2 separate regions of the Homo sapiens genome follow, and region 2 is linked to region 1. Evidence: chromatin loops called from intact Hi-C (ENCODE). Cell type or tissue: mammary epithelial cell. All regions are shown on one strand. Links, peaks and the distances in the headings refer to the core of each region. The heading gives the core; the rest is flanking DNA.

The links. Hi-C counts contacts between places; a loop is a spot of excess contacts. Peaks named below come from ENCODE experiments on the same cell type or tissue, not always from the same donor. Only the 100,000 strongest peaks of a DNase experiment are listed, where the experiment ranks them.
Region 2: a loop joins it to region 1, with 4 times the contacts of the local background. A loop is called at or near these places in 16 of 110 quality-filtered maps.

What each region holds. Positions count from the first base shown.
Region 1 is chr14:100,642,162-100,652,004 of GRCh38, reverse strand. No RefSeq gene overlaps it. Among named protein-coding and RNA genes, the nearest start is that of LINC00523, 10 kb to the left of the region's middle. RefSeq lists an enhancer at 6,330-6,830. In mammary epithelial cell, for the core only: a CTCF peak has its summit at 6,090 (motif pointing right); a DNase peak (open chromatin) is centred at 6,114.
Region 2 is chr14:101,623,711-101,633,553 of GRCh38, reverse strand. LINC02320 (long intergenic non-protein coding RNA 2320) reads left to right here. Exons shown (of 6, transcript NR_184269.1): 4 at 439-648; 5 at 968-1,141; 6 at 4,150-5,205. Among named protein-coding and RNA genes, the nearest start is that of DIO3, 67 kb to the right of the region's middle. RefSeq lists enhancers at 9,205-9,716, 9,717-9,843. In mammary epithelial cell, for the core only: a CTCF peak has its summit at 4,935 (motif pointing right); DNase peaks (open chromatin) are centred at 4,993 and 5,813; H3K4me3 peaks cover 770 bases.

The DNA.
Region 1 (9,843 bases), core at 1,125-9,124:
GCTGCCCTCATGGACCTCTTCAGCATGGTCACTTACTTTATCAAAGCCTGCATGCTGAGAAGGCAACTGAGAGCCTGCTACCACCTTACAGAAGCTAATCACAGCAGTGACCGCCCATCAGCTTGGTCATATTCTGTTGGTTCGAAGCATGTCACAAGCCCACCTATACTCAAAGGAAGGGAGTTACATAAAGGAATGAACAGCAGGAGACAGGGATCATTGGAAGTTTTCCTGCCACCAGCAGAAGGTGGATCTAACAGATTATTTGGCTGGTTCTTGACTAAAGCTTGGACTCACCCGTGACCTTCAGGTAATGAGATTGAGATGACAGAGCTTCCCTGGCATGAGGCGGAGGAGGGAACCGAAAGGCTTAGAGGATAGGAATGCTGGGCTGGATCTATCAGGTGAAACCTGCACACCCATCCCTCTACTATGTTCTGCAAGAGGGCCCAGGAGACACTTCCTTCACTGAGGAATTGAAAAATACAGTGGTGAGCGGCACGCCTGCATCCCTGAAAATCTCTGTGGTTGCAGTCCTTTTTAGACCAGGCATGACAGCAGGGGATGCTGCCACCGAGCTGCATGCCCTGATTTCAGTGGGAATGATGAGATTGCAGAGCGGCAGAAGCCAAGTGGCATCATCACTTCACTGCCAAAGACAAAGTGGGTACATCCAGCATCACGGACAGCAGGGACGCACAAGCAATCAACATGCCTTGGCCCACACAGATCTTTGGTGGTGGCTAATTCATCATGGTGTCCCCGGGAAGAAAGAGATGGGCAGCCTGCTACAGCCTTAGTTTAAACAGGAAACACAACCGGGAGAGCGCAAGGCCTGGTAGCCTCAAGTCTGACTTGAGTTGTTGCAATGAAGAATCATGGCTTCTTACCCAACTTCCAGATCTCAGCAAATGCACAGACCCTGGGCGACTTGGTTGAACGGAGGCCAGCATGACAGCACACTGTCAACCTTCCTCCAAGCCATTTCCAGGGGGACCTGTGGCCTTTTACTACAGGGAGTGTGCAACAGGGGAAGGAAATGCCTAGATGGTTTGAGGATTGCTAGACAGTGGTTCTGAACTAACACTAATTCCTGAGGGCCCAAAATTCCACTATGCCCCAGCAATCTAAAAGGAGGTGGACAGTGGGAAGATGATAGATGGAGTCTTAACTCAGGTCTGGTTCACAGTAGGCCCAGTTGGTCCATGGACCCCATCCCCACTAGTGGTTATCTGTCTAGCTCTTAAATGTATAATTGGAGGAGACATACTTAGCAACTGTCAGCATCCCTGCATTGGCTCTGTGACCCATGTGGTGAGGGCCATTATCACAAGAAGAACTTAGTGGAAATCCCTGAAACTTCCACTTCCATCCAAGTGAGTGAACCAGAAGCTATACTTTATCCCAGGGGAATTTGAGAGATTAATGTCACTTACAAGAAGCAGAGGTGTTCATACCTACCACACTCCATGGAGCTTCCCAGTTTGTACTGTTCAGAAGTCAGGTGGAACCCTGCCACCATCAGACACAGCAATGGTTTCTCTGAATTGGAAGATGAGGCTATCACCTGGCTGCTTTGGACTCCTTAAGCCACTGAATCAACACAAAAAGAAAAGGAAAGAAATGACTCTACTCACTGGAGTGATTGATCCTGATTAGCAAGGGGAAACTGGGCTGCTGCTGCACAATGAGGACAGGGAGGAAAGTATCTGAAACGCAGAGGATTCTCCAGGGTACCTCTCTTAGTTCTCCTGTGACCAATAGTAATGGTGTGTTAGCCTGTTTGCTATAACAAAATACCACAAATTGAATGGCTTATAAACAACCGAAATTGATTTCTCACAGTTCTGGAGCCTGGAAAGTCCAAGATTAAAGCACCAGCAGATTCAGTGTCTGGTGAGGGCCTGCTTCCTCATAGACAGCACCTTCTCGTTGTGTTCTCACATGGTGAGAGGGATAAAGAGCACTCTGGGGTTTTTTTTTTAAATAAAGGCACTAATCACAGTCATGAGGGCTCTGCCCTCATCATCTAATCTCCTGTTTTAGTCCATTTTGTGTTGCTATAACAGACTGTCACAGACTGGGTAATTTATTATAAACAGAAAGGTATTTGGCTCAAGGTTCTAAAGGCTGAGAAGCCCAACAGCATGGCGCCAGCATCTGGTGATGGCCTTCGTGCTGTGTCATCCCATGGTGGAACGCAGAAGAGCAAGGGCAAGAGTGAGGGAGGAAGGGGATCCAAACTCACTTTTATAACACACCCACTCTCATGATAGCTAACTCACTCCCACAATAATGACATTAATCCATTCATGAAGGCAGAGTCCTCATGACCTCATCACCTTTTATCAGACACTGTCTCCCAACATTGTTGTATTGGGTATTAAGTTCCCAAGACACAAACTTTGGGAGACACATTTAAACCATAGCATCTCCCAAAGGTCTCATCACCTAACACCGCCACCATGGGGGCTAAGATTTCAGCATATGAATTTTGGAGGGACATAAACATTCACTTCATAGCATTTTTCTCTTGGCCTCCCAAATTTAATGTGCTTTTTGCATGCAAAATGCATTCATTCCATCCCAATTGCCCAAAACATCTTAACTTGTTCCAGCATCAACTCAAAAGTCTAAAGTTCAAAGTCTCATGTAAATATCATCTGTATCAGATATGGATGAGACCCAAGGTATGATTCATTCTGAGGCAAATTGCTCTCCAGCTGGGAGCCTGTGATATCAAACATGTTATGTGCTTCCTAAATACAATGGTAGAACAGGCATAGGCTAGACATTCCCATTCCCAAACGGAAAAATAGGAAAGAAGGAAGGAGTGACAGGTCCCGGCCAAGACCAGAAACCTTAAGGCTCAGAAATAATCTGCTTTGGCTTGGTGATCTGCCCTCCAGACTCACTGGGGTGGGGATCCTGCCTGTTGGACACACAGTGGTGGTGGCCCTGCCCCCATGGCTGTGCTGGGCACACCCCATACTACAGGTCTCACAGGTTGGGATTTCATGCCTGTGACACTCCCAGGTTAGAATCACATTCCAATGGCTCTGCTGATCTGGGTTTGTGGAGATGGTCCCACCCCTGGCTATGGTGGGTATTATTCTGGTAGGGGCTGTCTATGATGGTCTTGTCCCTGCAGTGTTTCTCTCTCTGGGCCCTGAGGCCCCTTGGGGCATCCTTTGAAATCTAGAGGGAGGCAGCCAAGCCTCTACAGCTTTGCTGGGCACAGTGTATGCCACACTAGGGCCTGCAGAAGCCACAGCTGGGGTGGATAAGGAGCTCAGCAATGGAATGCATGGAGGGAAATGGAAGCTGCCATACAGTATGGCAGTGGCGGTGGCCCCTCCTTTGATATCATTCTGCCCTCCAGGGCCTAGTACTCTGGGCCTGTGAGGGAAAGGACAGACCCCAATTCTTCCATCATTTTGGACAACAGGTTCTGGCTTCTGTTCAGATCAAGCTTGTCCAACCCATGGCCCATGGGCCTCATGTGGCCCAGGACAGCTTTGAAGCCCAACACAAATTCATAAACTTTCCTAAGACATTATGAGATTTTTTTTTTTTTTGCAATTTTTTTTAGTACATCAGCAATGGTTAGTGTTAGTGCATTTTATGTGTGGCCCAAAACAGTTCTTCTTCCAATGTGGCTCAGGGAAACCAAAAGATTGGACACCCCTGGTTTAGATGGTTGACTAATCTCTCCTGTTGTCTTAATGAATAGATCCTGGCTTCTGTTGAGATGGCCAACCCATACTTATCTCTTTTTTTTTTTTTTTTTTTTTTTTTTTTTTTTTTTTTGAGATGGAGTTTCTCTCCTGTCACCAAGGCTGGGGTGCAATGGTACAATCTTGGCTCACTGCAACCTCTGCCTCCTGGGTTCAAGTGATTCTCCTGCCTCAGCCTCCTGAGTAGCTGGGACTACAGGCATGTGCCACTACGTCTGGCAAATTTTTGTATTTTTAGTAGAGACAGGATTTCGCCATGTTGGCTGGGCTGATCTCGAACTCCTGACCTCAGGTGATCCACCTGCCTTGGCCTCCCAAAGTGCTGGGATTACAGGTATGAGCCACCGTGCCCAGCCCATACTTATCTATTTATCAGTCATTTAGCCACATCCTTGTTCTCTCTCCAATATGTTTTGTCATTTTTTCCAATATGGATAGGCTGAAAATTTTCCAACTGTTTAAGTTCTGCTTCTCTTTTGATTGACAATTCTGTCTTTGAATCATTTCTGTTTTCTCACTTTTTACTATAAGCAGTCAAGAGACACCAGGCTACACCTTCAACACTTTGCTTAGAAATTTCCTCTATCAAATATCCAATTTCATTGCTCACAGGCTCTACCTTCCGCAAAACACTAGAACATGAACACAATTCAGCCAAGTTCTTTGTACTTTGTAACAAGGGTGGCCTTTCCTTCCTTGTCCAATGATACATTTCACCTTCTGTCTGAGTTCATCGGAATGGCCTGTGCCATCCATATTTCTACCAACCTTCTGTTAATGACTGCTTAGGTATTCTCTAAGAAGCTGGAGGCTTTTTCTGCAGCTCTGCTCCTCCCCGTCTGGGCCCTCACTAGAATTCACCTTATGATCCACTCACAGCAATGCAGGTTTTTCCTAGAATGCACCTCAAAACTCTTGGCAGTCTGTACCCATTACCCAGTTTCAAAGCCACTTCCACATTTTTAGGTATGTGTTACAGCAGCACCTCTACTTCTCCATAACAATTTTCTGTCTTAGCCCATCTTGGCTGCTATAACAAAATACCATAAACTAAGTGTCTTATAAATAACAGAAATGTATTTCCCATTGCTCTAGAGGCTGATAAGTACAAGATCAAGGGACTGGCAGATTTGGTGTTTGGTAAAGATCTGATTCCTCCTAGACAACATCTTCTTGCTGTATCCTCACGTGGTGGGAGTGGGAAACTAGCTCTCCGGATTTCATTTGTAAGGGCACTAATACCCGTGAGGAGCGCTCACCTCTCAAAGGCCCCACCTCCTAATACCATCACCTAGTAGGGGTTTTGGATTTTAAAGTATGGATTTTGCAAACATTCAGATCCTAGCAAATGGTTAATGGAAAAGTACAGCAACCAAAAACGTGCATGGTGACAGAGGACTCACAGCCTTCATGAAGGGAGACTAGGCTCACTCCACTAGTTAGAGGCCAGCTGAGGTTCTGGCTAAGGACAGGGGAAGTGTAGAATGGGTAGTTGAAGAAGGAAGCCATTGATATCAATTCTAACCTCACAACTACCTTACAGAAATGAGTCCCATAGTAGCTATTTTCTACTTGTTTGTTTTATGTACATACTTATCTGTAGAGGCTAATCATTTTTTTTGAAACAGGGCCTCACTTTGTTGCCCAGGCTGGAGTGCAGTGGCGTGATTACCGCTCACTACAGCCTCAACCTCCCAGGCTCAAGTGATCCTCCCACCTCAGCCTCCCAAGTAGCTGGGACCACAGGCAAGTACCCACCATGCCTGGCTAATTTTTTAAACTTTATGTAGAGGTGGGGTCTTCTTATGTTGCCCAGGCTGGGCTTGAACTCCTGGGCTCAAGTGATCCACCTGGTCCAGCCTCCCAAAGTGCTGGGATTACAGGCGTGAGCCACCACACCCAGCCTAGACTAATTATTTTCTTCCCCTCCTTTCCATTTTTATTTTATATCCAAACTGTTGGAAGTTAACTTCACAGTTTAGTGTGTAGGTAATAAAATATTTAGTGGAAATGCAAATGAATTTGAGGAGTAATTCACATAGTCAGTGACAGAAACACTGGCTGCTGGACTGCATGTCTCCTCGTTTCAGAGAGAGGGCAGAAACTGTCATGGGTAAGATCTGTAGCTGCATCTTGTTAGGTGGAGATATAAAGATGTTTTGCTGCTGTACAGGAGTCCAAATGTGTGTAGTACACATGGAAGGTGAGTAGCCAAAGGGGTGGACCGTGCCAGTTATCAATTTATTGTCTCCCAGCTCCGAATCTGCCCTGCATTGGCTGTTGTATTAAAAAATGAGCTGGTGCCTTTGTGATTTTCTTTGCCTGTCGACACCACATTAAGCTTTGTCAGCAGAGGGCGCTGGAGAGACAGGACAGGAGGCAGGGATTTTCCCTCCTGGTACTGGGCGGTGGCTGGGCAGACTCCTGCAGTGTGGGCGGCCTCTCCAGCAGTGCGGTGAACGCAGTTGGCAGCTTCCCTCTGCTCTCTCTAGGGTGGGTTTGTAGCAGATATCTCCTCATGAACAGCCTCCCCAGCACCCTAAAGGGTGGATTTCCAGCAAGCTCTGTTGGTGCAGCCCACAGCCACATCCACTAAGCCACAGCTGTGCCCTCCCCACTGAGCCCTGGTCGGGGGAGGGTCTTCCTTGGCTGCTGTATCTCAGAACTGGGGTAGCAACTGCTCCTTATGCCTGCAACCGCTAGGTTCTTTCAAGTTCCCTTCACTCCTTACTGCCCAGTCCCTCATTACTGCAGAGCCCCGTTATAATCAATAATCTATCAACTTGCCTTGATCAGATTACTGTGTGGATTCTGTCTGCTGTCTGGAGTCTGGCTGCTACACTGAGCTGAAAACCAGGAAGTTAGGGCATGGCTTAGAATGATTTCAACTGCAATAAGTTCTCCTTAAGAGGTAACTGTGTGCCGGTCACCGCACCCCGAGATACAGCCATCAGAGGTGCATGGTCTCTGTCCTGGCAAGTTTACAACCAAGGGGGATAGACAGTCACTAGGCAAAGTGTCACAGGCAAAGATGTGGCTGCACTAGAAAATGTCCTATAGTGTTAAGAACTGTGAAGCAAAGTTAAAAGGGCAATTCAACGCAGTGGCCATGGCTGGGAGTGGGCAGCAACTCTGGGGGGTGTTCAAGGAAGGCCTCTGTGTGGAGGTGACGTTTGAGCTGAGACTGAAGAAGTGCAAGGAAAGACCGGGGCGGAGGGATCATTCCTGGTGCAGAAATAGCGATTGCAAAGGCCCCGAGGTGAGCATTGATCTGGCCTTTTTGTGCAACAGAAAGAAGACCAGGAGTTCCAGGAAAACAGGAGGAGGAAGTGGTAGAGAATAGGTCTGAGATAAGACAAGGGACAGAGGATGGGGGCCTTGCAGGCCAGAGCAGATGTTATTTGAAGTCAGTAGAAAGTCCCTGGAGGGGTTTAATCCAAATATGCATAAAGAACGATTTTTTAAACGTGAAGGTTCCCTTTAGTAGGATGGGGGGAAAGTGGGAGACATTGCACCCCATTAGTGCTGTATTGCAGCACGTTACCGTGGCTATTGCTGTTATGGTGAACACCTTGTGCATGTTTTGTTCCCACAGTCATTAGCTTTACAGCTCCCTCCTCCAGGCAGTCTTCTCAGACCTTCGCTGGCCAAGCTCATCGCCTCCTCTTTGCTCTGCAGTTCCACCCCAAGCCTCTTGTGCTCTCCCTGGCTGTTCTCACTCATTCACAGTGTAGACATCTGTTTCCTGGTCAGTCCCCTGCCCCTTCCTGTCTCTGCCACTGGGATGCCACCCACTCAGTGAGGACAGCATCGACCAGCACACTGAGGTCAAGCTAAATGAGGCCGGGCACAGTGGCTCATGCCTGTAATCCCAGCACTTTGGGAGGCGGAGGCGGGTGGATCACTTGAAGTCAGGAGTTCGAGACCAGACTGGCCAACATGGTGAAACCCCATCCCTACTAAAAATACAAAAATTAGCCGGGCATGGTGGTGTGCACCTGTAATCCCAGCTACTCAGGAAGCTGAGGCAGGAGAATCGCTTGAACCTGGGAGGCGGATGTTGCAGTGAGCCGAGATTGTGCCATTGCAGCCTAGGCGACAGAGAGAGACTCCATCTCAAAAAAACAAAAACAGACTAAATGAATACAGCTGACACTATACCTCATACCAGGAATGTCCAACCAAAACAGCAGAAATAAGACCCTGTGAGACAGGCAGGGTGGCAAGTGCTCCTGTCCCCATTGTACAGAGTAACAAGACCAAGGTCCAGAGAGGTGCTCAGGGTCACACAGCACATGGGTGGTGCCAACTCCAGGGTCAGTGCCACAGCACTTGGCCTCTCTGTACCTCCTGTGTAGGAGCAAGGCACACAGCTCTCTTGCTGGTGCAGCTGGGGAAACCGAGGCCAAGTCCCAGACCACCCAGCTAGGGGGAGCGTGTGCCTCTCACTCTCAGGTTGGTGTGACTGAGAGTGACCAGGCACTGGGCTGGATTGCCAGGGCAGGGGAGGGCAGGTCAGGCTGTCTCTGGCCAAGAGGGACGCAAGGGCTAGAAAATCATTACAGGCGGATGAATTATTCACAGTGCCGTCAACCTCCTCAGGCCCCGACTGCGCTGAACAGCCCAGCGCATCTTATTACCCATGTGTGATGGCCTCTTTCTCTGTCTCAGAAGAAAGTGATTCAACACCATCAAATATTAATTTGGGGCGGCAGACACAGTGGCCACTCACATACTGGCCCTTCAACACTGCCCCAGCAGTCACAGATGACGCCAACCCAGGAACCAGAGATGTGGCCAGCAGGGCCCAAGAGGGCACAACTTTCCTCCAGCCCAAATCACAAGGCCCCCATGCAACAGCCTCAAACCTCAGTCCATAACCTCAGGCGCACCGGAAATGCTACTTACTTTGTTTTCCTAAAATGGAGTTTCATGTTGATTTTGCACACTGTTCTCAGTCTTGGTTTGGGGTCCCTGTCTCTACCCCTGGTCCTTCCCGGGGCTAAGGATCAGAGGAGCCCTGGGGTCTGTACTAGTTTCCCGCAGCTGCCTTAACAAAGTGCCACAGACTGAGGGGCTCAAGCAACAGAAATCTATTCTCTCAGGGTTCTGGAGGCTAGAAGTCTGAGATTGAGGTGTTACCAGGGTCACACTTCTCTGGAGGCACTAGGGGAGGATGCTGTCTGGCATCCAAGTCTGGTAACTGTACTCTCTGAAGTCTGGTAACTGCTGGCAACCTTTGACTATGGACAGGTCATCCCCATTTCTGCCTCTGTCTTCATATGGCTTCTCCTCCCCAGGTGTGCCCCTGTGGCCTCTCCTCTTCTTTTCTTTTCTTTTTTTTCTTTTTTTTTTTTTTTGAGATGGACTCTTGCTCTTGCTCTGTCACCCAGGCTGGAGTGCAGTGGCGCAATCTCAGCTCACTGCGACCTCTGCCTCCCAGGTTCAAGTGATTCTCTTGCCTCAGCCTCCCGAGTAGCTGGGATTACAGGTGCCCACCAGAATGCCTGGCTAATTTTTGTATTTTTAGTAGAGATGGGGTTTCACCATGTTGGCCAGGCTGGTCTTGAACTCCCGACCTCAGGTGATCCTCCCTCCTCGGCCTCCCAGAGTGGTGGGATTACAGGTGTGAGCCACTGCACTGGGCCTCTCTCCTCTTATAAGAACACCAGTCCTTGGATTAGGGCCCACCTTATTCTGATATGACCTCGTCTAACTGAATGACATCTGCAATGCCCCTGTTTCCCCCAGGCCTGTCTCTCCATGTCCCAGGTCCCCCGGATTGGAGTTACCTACTCATGTGCCTGCCCCTCAGGGTCACCTCCCTGGAGTGGGGCCCAGCTCTCTATCACCAGCTTCAGCCCAGGTAGGGGCTCCAACAGTGTAAGCTGTTATCAAGATCAGTTTGCTTCCTAGCCCTTCCTCTTCTGCCCTGGGCCCCCCACACCATCCTCATGCCCCTCCACCTTGAGCCGGCCCCTGCCCCCTCAGTCCTCCCCCTCTGGTCCTCATTCATCCTGAGCCCAGGCCCATGACCTCAATGCCCCCGGCTTCTAAATAATGACACCTTCCACACCCTCATCTCCTCCCTCCTCCCTAGTCCCCT
Region 2 (9,843 bases), core at 953-8,952, 980 kb before region 1:
CTTTGGATCAGTGGTTCGGGATTGTCCTCTGGGACGGGCTGAGAAGCACACATGCCTGCCGGTGGTGACAAGCATTCCTTCCTAGTGCAGAGTCAGGTCTGCACCTGGCACCCCCTACCCATCCAGGTTGGGTCCCTGGCATTCAGTTATGTGGAACAGACCAGAAAAATTAAAAAAGAACCCCCTCCCGCATCTTCCCCGAAGGACCACTGGCCTGCTGTCTCTCCCCGCACTCCCCCACTGGAGTTCATACCCACTGAATCACGACCCCCTTGTGGCTAAGCCCTGGTGCGCCACCCTGCAAAATCAAAGGTGGTGTCTAGGCACAGAAATGGCTCCGTGACCTATGTCCCCTTTGTTCTAATCTAGAATCCAGCCAGGAGTATGCGTGTCAGAAGCCAGGGGTGATTGTGTTTTTTCTCCTTCCTCTTTCTTTAGGTCAGGAAGATTCCTGCAGCTGCTGAGTTAGTACTTTTAAGAAAGTACTGGATTCCCTCTCACAATGGGACTTTGATTTTTTTAAGAAAAAGGTTTCATAAGTTTTCAAATAACCTGGAGCAGTTGAGCAAACTTAATGTGCAGCGTGGTCCCTGCTGGCTGGGTTTGAGGGGCTGGGTCTCTCTGAGTGGATGCTGGTGAGGTGCAGAGGTGAGTGAAGGCTTATCCGGGAATGGAGGAGAAGGGGACAGCCTGGGGAATAAAAAAGAACTTTCCGTGAGACGCTGTACCTCAATGCTAGATAATGCCAGGCTGGGCTTTTGCTAGTCTTAAAAACTACATCACGCATGTTATAGGCAAAGGCCGGCAGCCCCTCCCAGGGAAAGCCCTTTGTTTGAGTCCATAGAGACCCCCTATTGCAAGGGCCCCTTTCGTGATTTTTGAGGGGTCTGCAGGAAAAGAGGGCAGAGGTCGTAGTTTGGGGATCGCTGGTGACCATGCACCAACTTTTTTGTTGTTTCCATCTCAGGAAGAAGAAAAGGTGCCTGAGGGCCTGTGTGGAAGGCCTGTCACACAGCACATCCTGGGAAATCTGTCCAGGAAGCAGCCAGGCGGGCATCAGCCAGGCGGGCATCAGCATCTTCACTGTGCAGATGAGAAACTGAGGCCGCAGAGGTGAAGGGACATGCCCAGGATCACTAAGGCAAGACGGGGGAAGAGCAGAGATCTTGGGCATGATCTCGGCTCACTGCAACCTCCACCTCCCAGGTTCAAGGGATTCTCCTGCTTCAGCCTCCCAAGGAGCTGGGATTACAGGTGCCCGCCACCACGCCCGGCTAATTTTTGTATGTTTAGTAGAGACAGGGTTTCACCATGTTGGCCAGGCTGGTCTCGAATTCCTGATCTCAAGTGATCCGCCTTGCTCTGTCCCTTAGGGACCTCAGCTTAGTGTTCCACACACTGGCAGATCGCCTCGTTCTTCTCAGGGCTCAGTGTTTTCCTGAGTCTGAACCACGATCTGGGTAGCCATCCCCTGGCGAGGACCATTCGGGGTTCCAGCAGTCACATGCCACGGTAAACAAGCTTCGTAAACATCCCACGACAAAGGTGGGAGAGAATCCCAGTAGGGACAATGACTACAGGTGGAATTGCTGGGAAAAAGTATGTCGGTTTTAAGTGTTGATAACTGGTCCTTTATTGGTCGTGGTCATTCATTCTTCTGCCAGGCGGGGCTGGTGTTCCTATATCCTCTCCTCACCAACAGAGCGTCTTATGTTTATTTGTTGGCAACGTGGCAGGTGAAACATGTACCCTGTCATTAAAAAAAATTATACTTGGCTGGGCACGGTGGCTCACACCTGTAATCCCAGAGCTTGGGAAGCTGAGGTGGGTGGATTGCTTGAGGCCCGGAGCTCGAGGCTAGCTTGGGCAGCACAACGAGACCCTGTTTCTACAAAAAATACAAAAATTAGTGGGGTGTAGTAGTGCACGCCTGTAGTCCCAGCTACTGGGGAGGCTGAGGTGGGAGGATCACTTGAGCCTGTCTCAGAACAAACAAACAAACAAACAAAAATAAGAAAAAAATACATAGTTTTAAAACAGTTTTAAACACATTTGGGAAAATATAGGCAGTAGAAATAGCAGTTGTGCTGTTAATGCCTCAGACAGGGCTGGGCTCGTAGTAGGTGCTCAATAAATATGTATTAAGTAAGTGAATAAGGAAGAAAATCCCATGGCTCTGCCAACAAGAAACACTTCTGTCAACATTTCACTGTGTTTGTTTTCCTGAGTATTTTTTCCTCTACATAATTTAGCTTTGTTTTCCATTCATTATGCTCACCCGTGCAGACACAGTTTTTAATCTTGTTTCTTTTTTTTCACTTCACGTTGTTGACATGTGTGTTTCTCTCTTCTAAGCAGCGTTTCAGCATCTCTATAAAACCCTCACAGGTATGTGAACCATAGATCATTTGAATCGTCTATTGTGCTTTTAGGCTGTTTTCAATTTTTCTTTTTATAAATGATGCAGCAGAGTATCTTTATGCAGAGACCGTTTCCATACTTCCCCCTGTGCAGAAGGAAAAGTAGGCAGAAGAAAGATTAACTTGGTCAAAGCTTTTAAAATCTGATTTAATACTTCTTAAGAATGATGCACCTTATGAAACAACTTTATATCTGTTGAAAAACCTAGTTCTTTTTTTAATATTGTTTTAAAAAATGACTTGTTCTGAACAATATCCTGTGCCTTTCAGAAGACAGCGACGGATATGAAAGGAGATTTGTTCTCTCCAAGCTCTTAGGAGGCGATCTGGCTCAGGAAACAGACACATCAGATCCGAGCATGTATCTGATGGTTGCTATGGGAACAAGTCATTTAACAGCCACTCAGCTAAAGCATTGATCAATAAGGAAGGGGGCAGGAGGGAAATAAATTAGTTGGTGTCTGAATAGCCCTGAGAGAGAGCAATAATGCGTCCCCTTCCCATGGCAGGGGCCCGGGCAGGAGGCAGGGGCGAAGTCTCGTCCATCCACGCTGGGATGTGTGGGGTAGGAGGGCAGAGGGGGCAGAGAACAGAATCATATTGGGGTGAGAAACCTGCTCCCCAAACCAGATATGGGGCAAGTGAGGCCTTAGACAAGGCTGGGGGCAGGGCTCCCAGGGATGGGGGCACGGCTGGTCCCGCTTCTCCACGCTCCTGTGATGTGCTTGCCGGGCCTGCTGGGATACCCTGTGGCACCCCATCGCTCTAGTGGGGAGTTCCGGTCTAGAGAGGAGCCGTGACTCCTTCCAGGCACATGGTCAACCCCACTTGTCTTCTGGGGGCTCCCAGCCTGGCAGGGGAGAAAGGCAAAGGCCCTCACGGGGTCGTTCATTGATTCATCCACAAATACTTCCTGAGCCTGTCTGAGGGACCATGCTCAGGCCTGGGCAGACAGCAGAGACCCAAGGAAAGAACAGAACTTGGGCTCTGGGGCCAAATCGTGGCTCGGCCACTTGGCAGGCTCTTCACCTGTAACGTGTTGAGAAAGTGACGTAAAGTCAGAGCCAGGAGTGGGCATCCTGAGTGCTCAGCTGCCATTGCTGGGACTCATAATCGCAAGGGAAGGCAGAGACAGAAGTGAGGGTTCCTAAGTGGAAGGTACTCATAAAGCCTTGGCTGAATACGTATGGCTGACACAGGGGTGTCTGTGTTTGCCACCAAAGGGTGGCCCTGGGCTGGGATTACACACGGAGAGAAGGCGGGAGGAAAGTCAGGGAGCCTCAGACCATTGGAGGCTGCATCTATTGACCTCTGATCCCCACAGGCATGGGTGTGGGTGTGGGTGTGGGTGTGGCTGGCTCAAGGGTCAGTGCCCACCAGAGAACTGGACCATAGATGAGCTGGACTTTTCCAACCCTGCCAGCCTGGGCCATCTCAAGGGTGCTATTGGTTGTGAGGGGAGGAGGCCCTCTTTTCTGAGTCCCTCCCCAGATGAGTGCAAGCTGGGACACATATACGAGAAGGATCCTAATAACATGCATGCCAAAATCCTGCTGTCCCAGCCTTTGGTTCCAGCAGTTTGACTTCTGGAAGTCTTTCCCAAGGAAATAACCTTGAACCCACGGTGTCTGCTGTAGCATTCTTCATAAGAGTGACTGCAAACAACCTCTAAGCCCCAAATCATGTATTGGTTAAAAAAATAATGATTCCTTTTCTTGCTTTAACTCAGGTGATCCCTAGAAACACAGCCAGTGGCCCGGAAGCTGCACTGTTTTGTGCACCGCAGGGATGGGCACAGATGGGGCTGCCTGCCCTCCTCCTGGAAGGAGGGAGAACCCAGTCTGGCCTGGAGTGGTCAAGAGCTAACTCTAGACTCAGCAAGACCTACTTCTCTCTCCTGCCCCTACTTCCTTGCTGCTGACCTGGGCAAGTCGCTGAAGCCTCTCCGTGCCTCAGTCTGCTCGTGCGTAAGATGGGCACAGGGCACACTGCCTACTTGATTGGGCTCAACCACGTGCAGTAAGTAGCTGGTGTCTGGCAAGAGCCCTCAGGAAACAGTAACCCCATTAATTCAAATGCACGTGCCTGGAACAGGCTCTGGGGGGCCAGCCCGGGAGTCCCACTCCATGATGGCCACCCTGGGGCCTGGCAGGCTGGGCTGGCATCCCAGGCCCACCGGATACTGGCTGTGCACCCCGGCCAGGCCACACATCTCTGAGCCTCACTTTCCCGTGTGTGAGATGAGGCTAGAAGCTGCTTTCTCTTGCGTGTGTGGGGATTGGCGGTGACAACACGGCCAGGAGCCCAGGCCCAGCCTACGCGAGCAGCCTCGCTCCAGGCCACACGCCCCACTCCTGACAGCTCTGTGCAGCGAGTTCGTGCGCGAGCGGGTGGCTGTCTGCCAGGCGAGGGGCGCGGGTGCCCAAGAGGGCTTCACTGCTTCTGGAAAGATCACAAGGAAAAACCACCTCCGCGGCGGGACGCTACCCGCGGGCCGCTGCGGTCCCGCTCGCGGCCGGCAGGGGGCAGGATGTCCCCGCGAGTCGCCCGTGTCTTCGGGTGTCCTCAGGTCACCCCGCACCGCTCGCAGCCTCCGCGCCTAGTTAAAGGGCGACGCACTCATTTCTGCAAAGAAGGAGCCCAGCGGCCCCTCCCCGGGGAACTCTTTCCATCAACTCGGGGCCTAATAATTTACATTTAATTTGTTAGCGGTTTAATGTTTAATTTTAAAAGCGAGATGATTCATTACCATATTAATAAATAATAACATTTATTATTCTCCTAATGAGTGTCCAAAATACAGAAGCAATTACATGTTTTATATATTTTCTCGTAATTTGAGACACCAGAGCGTTAATTACAGAGACTCACGCGTGGACCCCATTCTGATCCAGGGTCCTGATCCTGCCTTTGTTTCGGTCTCTGAACCAGCCGCCCTCCGGGGCTTCTGCAATTCCCTCAATTAGAGGAGAGGAAGTCGTACGTGACGAAGCTGGGGCTCTCACAGAACCCCGGCGCCCCAGACCCAGGAGCTGCAAGACCTCAGCTCCCCGTGCCCACACTCGGAGACCCAGGCCCCTCCCAGTCCCCCGTCTCCTCTGTGCAGGGTTCTTCAGGAAGAATCGGAAAGAGGCCCCCCGACCCACAACCAGCCTCGCATTCCCTCCTCCCGCAGGGATCCATTGAGCTGGGGGGTGGGACTATCCTCACTTCACAGATGGGGAAACTGAGTCCTGGAGAGAGACGCTCCGGTGTCCTCAGCTGGTGAGGGGCAGATCCGGGAGCCACGTCCCACGCAGTCGGTTGGCCCCAAGCTTGGTTCCTGCCTCAACCCCAGCGCAGGTTGCAGCAGGCCCGCGTAGGAGGGCGGCCTGGGTCTGGACAGATCCACAGCCGGCCAACGCCCCTGGCTAGCTCTCTATGGCTTTGCTTCTTCTCTTGACTTGCCAAGTTCTTCTTGTTCATTGTAGAAAATGTGGAAGGTGAGGCCGGGAGCGGTGGCTCACGCCTGTAATCCTAGCACTTTGGGAGGCCGAGGCGGGCAGATTGCCTGAGCTCAGGAGTTCGAGACCAGCCTGGGCAACATGGTGAAACACGTCTCTACTAAAAAAAAAAAAAAAAAAAAAAAAAAAATTTGCTGGGCGTGACGGCAGGCGCCTGTAGTCCCAGTGGGAGTTTGGGGAGGCTGAGGCAGGAGAATCACTTGAACCCGGGAAGCAGAGATTGCAGTGAGCCGAGATCGTGCCACTGCACTCCAATCTAGCGACAGAGCAAGACTCCGTCTCAAAAAAAAAAAAAAAAAAAAAAGTGGAAGGTGAAAAAAACACGGAGAGACAGCAAAGCTGGCAATGACATAGCTCCAAAAATCCCACTTCTCAGATAAGATGCAGGCAGTAAGGGCCTGGAGTTTTATGTATCCTGATGTTTGAAAGGGCTTGGACAGGGCACTTCCTCCCTCCATAGCTCTTCTGTCCTTAGGAATCCCTCCCTTCTGGAGGGGAAGGGTGGGGGTTTTCCTGTTTGGTCCCCAGGGAAGGAAGTTCAGAGACAGAGGCCCACTCAGGGCCACCCCCTGGCCTGCACCCCTGAAATGCAATTTGGATAATATGGAAAATTACTAGGAAGAAAAAACGCTATAATCCCCCCACCTAGAGATAACCAGGCGTTCTGGTATATACCTATTGAGGACTTTTTTCCCAAGCAAATACTCAGAAAGAGACTTCCTCCCAATAGGCATGAGATCTTACTCCACGTGCAGTTTGTCTTATCTTGATTTTTTTCCAGTAATCTTTTAAGAGTTTCCCATGCCATGTAGTCATTCTTCAAAAACCCACTTTGAACAGCTGCGTAATATTCCGCTGTGGAGGAGTGCCCTGCAGTGTAGAGAAATGAGTTATTTACGCTGAAGTCTGTTATTACATGGACATCTTCCCTTTTCTGACCCTGCAATGACCACACTCATAGGTGAGTCTCTCTGGAAATCCTTGACTACCTCCTTAGGGTCCATTCTTAGAAGTGGAATTACTGGGTTAGAGGGCATGAGTGCCTTGAGGGCGGCTGTCTCCCTCTACCTGCATGCCTGCCAGGGCAAACCCGTGCATGCTCCCAGGACAGGCCTGGCAGGGCGTGTCTCCCTGCTGCACCCTTGGTACCCTTGGCAGGGCTAACATTATCCTCTAAACCAGGTCTTTGCAGCACTTACCCTTTTCAAGGTGCTACTGTACCTCTCCTTTAAGGAGGGTTCATCCCGGGAATCGTGAAACACAGGCAGGCTGGTCCTCTTCTCACAACTTCATGATGGATAGACTGAGGCCCACTGAGGCCAAATGCACTTGACTCAGAAGGTTTTAGAATCTTTTTTGGATCCCATTTGGATCCCACACCATTGAAGCCTCCTTGTGTTTCAGATTATGGGGAAAGGCTCAATGATATGTCCCAGGAGAGTGCTGTCTCTGAAGTCTACCCAGCCACAACCCATCCACAAACTCATCCACAAACCTATTCATTCTGGAACTCATCCACTTACCCTCCACCCATCCATTCATCTCAGGACTCATCCACCTATCCATCCACCCATCCATTCACACTGGAACTCATCTATCCATCCATCCATCCATCCATTCACCCACCCACTTAACCATACATCCACCTATCCATCTGTCGATCCATGCATCCATCCATCTATCCATCCATCCATCCATCCATCCATCCATCCATCCATCCATCCATCCACCCACCTACTTAACCATCCATCCACCTATCCATCTGTCAGTCCATGCATCCATGCATCCATCCATCCATCCATCCATCCATCCATCCATCCAATCATCCATCCATCCACCTACCTACTCATCCACTAAAAAATATTGGTTGAGAACCAACTCTGACTCAGGCCCAGGTGCAGGAAATTTTGCATGAACAGCTCTGGCTTTTACAGGCAAGGTAGACCTTAAAGAGCAAGCACAGTTGCAGTGACTCATCTGCAAGGTGAAGGTTAGGTATTATGGGAGCACAGGACAGGGAGCTCAGACCTTCCTGAGAAGGGTGGACCAGGCCCCACTGGCACTCTTTGTGTGACCTTGGTGGAGTCCCTGCCTTTCTCCTGCCCTGCTCCCTATGCTGAGCCACAGAGGAAAAGCCATAACTTACATATTGGCTAGAAAGCATAGTTGGCCAGGGGGAAGTTGGCCACTTTCTGGGAAGCAGAAAGTGGGCAGGGAGGCCCAGCCCCTGTGCTGACATCTGTGTGGCAGTTATTCTCAGGGGTCTTGAGAGAATTAGAACAAACACAGAGGTCAGTGCCAGGCACCACTGTCACGGGGCCATGAACTCTTCATTGTTATTGCTTATTATTATTATTAGTAGTAGTAGTACTAACACTTTCTGAGGTTTTTTTCATCGGCCAGGCATCATGCTGAGAACTTTCAGATATTGGTTCATTTAATCCTCCCTTAGCCCTGTCAGGTAGGCAGAAATTGTTACTCTCACTTTACAGATGAGAGCATTGAGGCACAGAGTAGTTATGTAACTTGCTCAGGGTCACAGCCAGTAGGTGTGCGCAGCCTGTGCCTTGTGGCTTTGCTGCATGCCCTGCCCTTCTTGTTCTTGTTACTGCAGGCACCTACAGTGGGGCATTTAGGGAGCCTGACTTGCCCAGGGACCCACTGAAGAATCCAGGCCCCATCCCTAGAGTAGCATGCACAGGAATCTCCCTGCCCTGCCCCGGCCTCTGCAGTGTGAGGTCAGGCGTCTCCTTCCTCCACAGGCCCTGGACTAGCACGCACGGGAGCCTCCCTCCAGGCCCCATCCCTGGAGTAGCATGCGTGGGAGTCTCTCTGCCCTGCCCTGGCCTCTGCAGTGTGCAGTCAGGCCTCCCCTTCCTCCACAGGACCCCATAAAGGGAGGAGGGGAAGCACGTGTGACCCTGCACACTTCTCCCACCCTCTCTGAGCCTTTGTTCCTGAGGGGCCTCGGGGGAAACCATGGATGTGAAAGAATGCTGCGGAATGCAGCGCAGGAGTGAGGCTGCAATGGTCACTCGCTCACTCAGTGGGTGCACATGCTCTGCCCTGCTCACAGCAGGCCCCTTCTCGGCACTGGGGTTCCAGTTGTGAACAAGAAGGTCAGAATCCTGATCTCAGGGCGCTGACAATCTAGAGAGGGAGGCAGACAGTGAGCAGTGCGATCATGACCGAATGCAGGGTGAAGGTGCAGTGCTGCGGAGAAAATCTGGGTGACGGGATGGAGACTAACGGGAAGGGGGGTCCCACAGGAGCCAGGCTGGAGAGGAGATATTTAAATGGAATGAATACAGGGACCATACAATGTGCCTGGGGATGGGAGGGGGAAGAGAGAGAAGAGAGGACATTCCAGGAACAGCAAGCGCACAGGCCCTGAGGCAGGAGTTGCCTGGTGAGTTTGAGGAGTGCTCAGGCCAGCGGAGGGGAAAGTGGACAGTGGGAGATGAGGCCAGGGCAGGGTTGGGGCCAGGCCAGGTGTGGCAGTGGGTGAGGACTGAGAGTGAGCTGGACCTTCCTGGTGGGTTTGGAGCAGAGCAGGGTGGTGATTCAGTGCAGGATTTCGGGGTGCTTCTGGCTGCATGAGAACCAGGATGTGGGGTGAGGGCTGGGGCTGCCTGCCGAGAGGCCCCTACTGTGATCCACAGGAGAGCAGGGTGGTGGCTCAGACCAGAGCTGTGGCTATGGAGGGGACCGGCTGGATTTGGGATAAACCTGGATAGGAGGAGACAGCAGAGCTGCATGGTGGGCCAGGTGCTGGGGTGACAGACAGGAGCTAAGGTGACTCCAGGGTCTGGGTCTGAGCCCTGGAGGGAGGGAGGTGCCTAAGCCCTGGAGGGAGGGAGGTGCTGAGATGGGGAGGATGGTGGTGGAGCAGGCTGGGGAGATGAGGAGCTTGAGGGGCC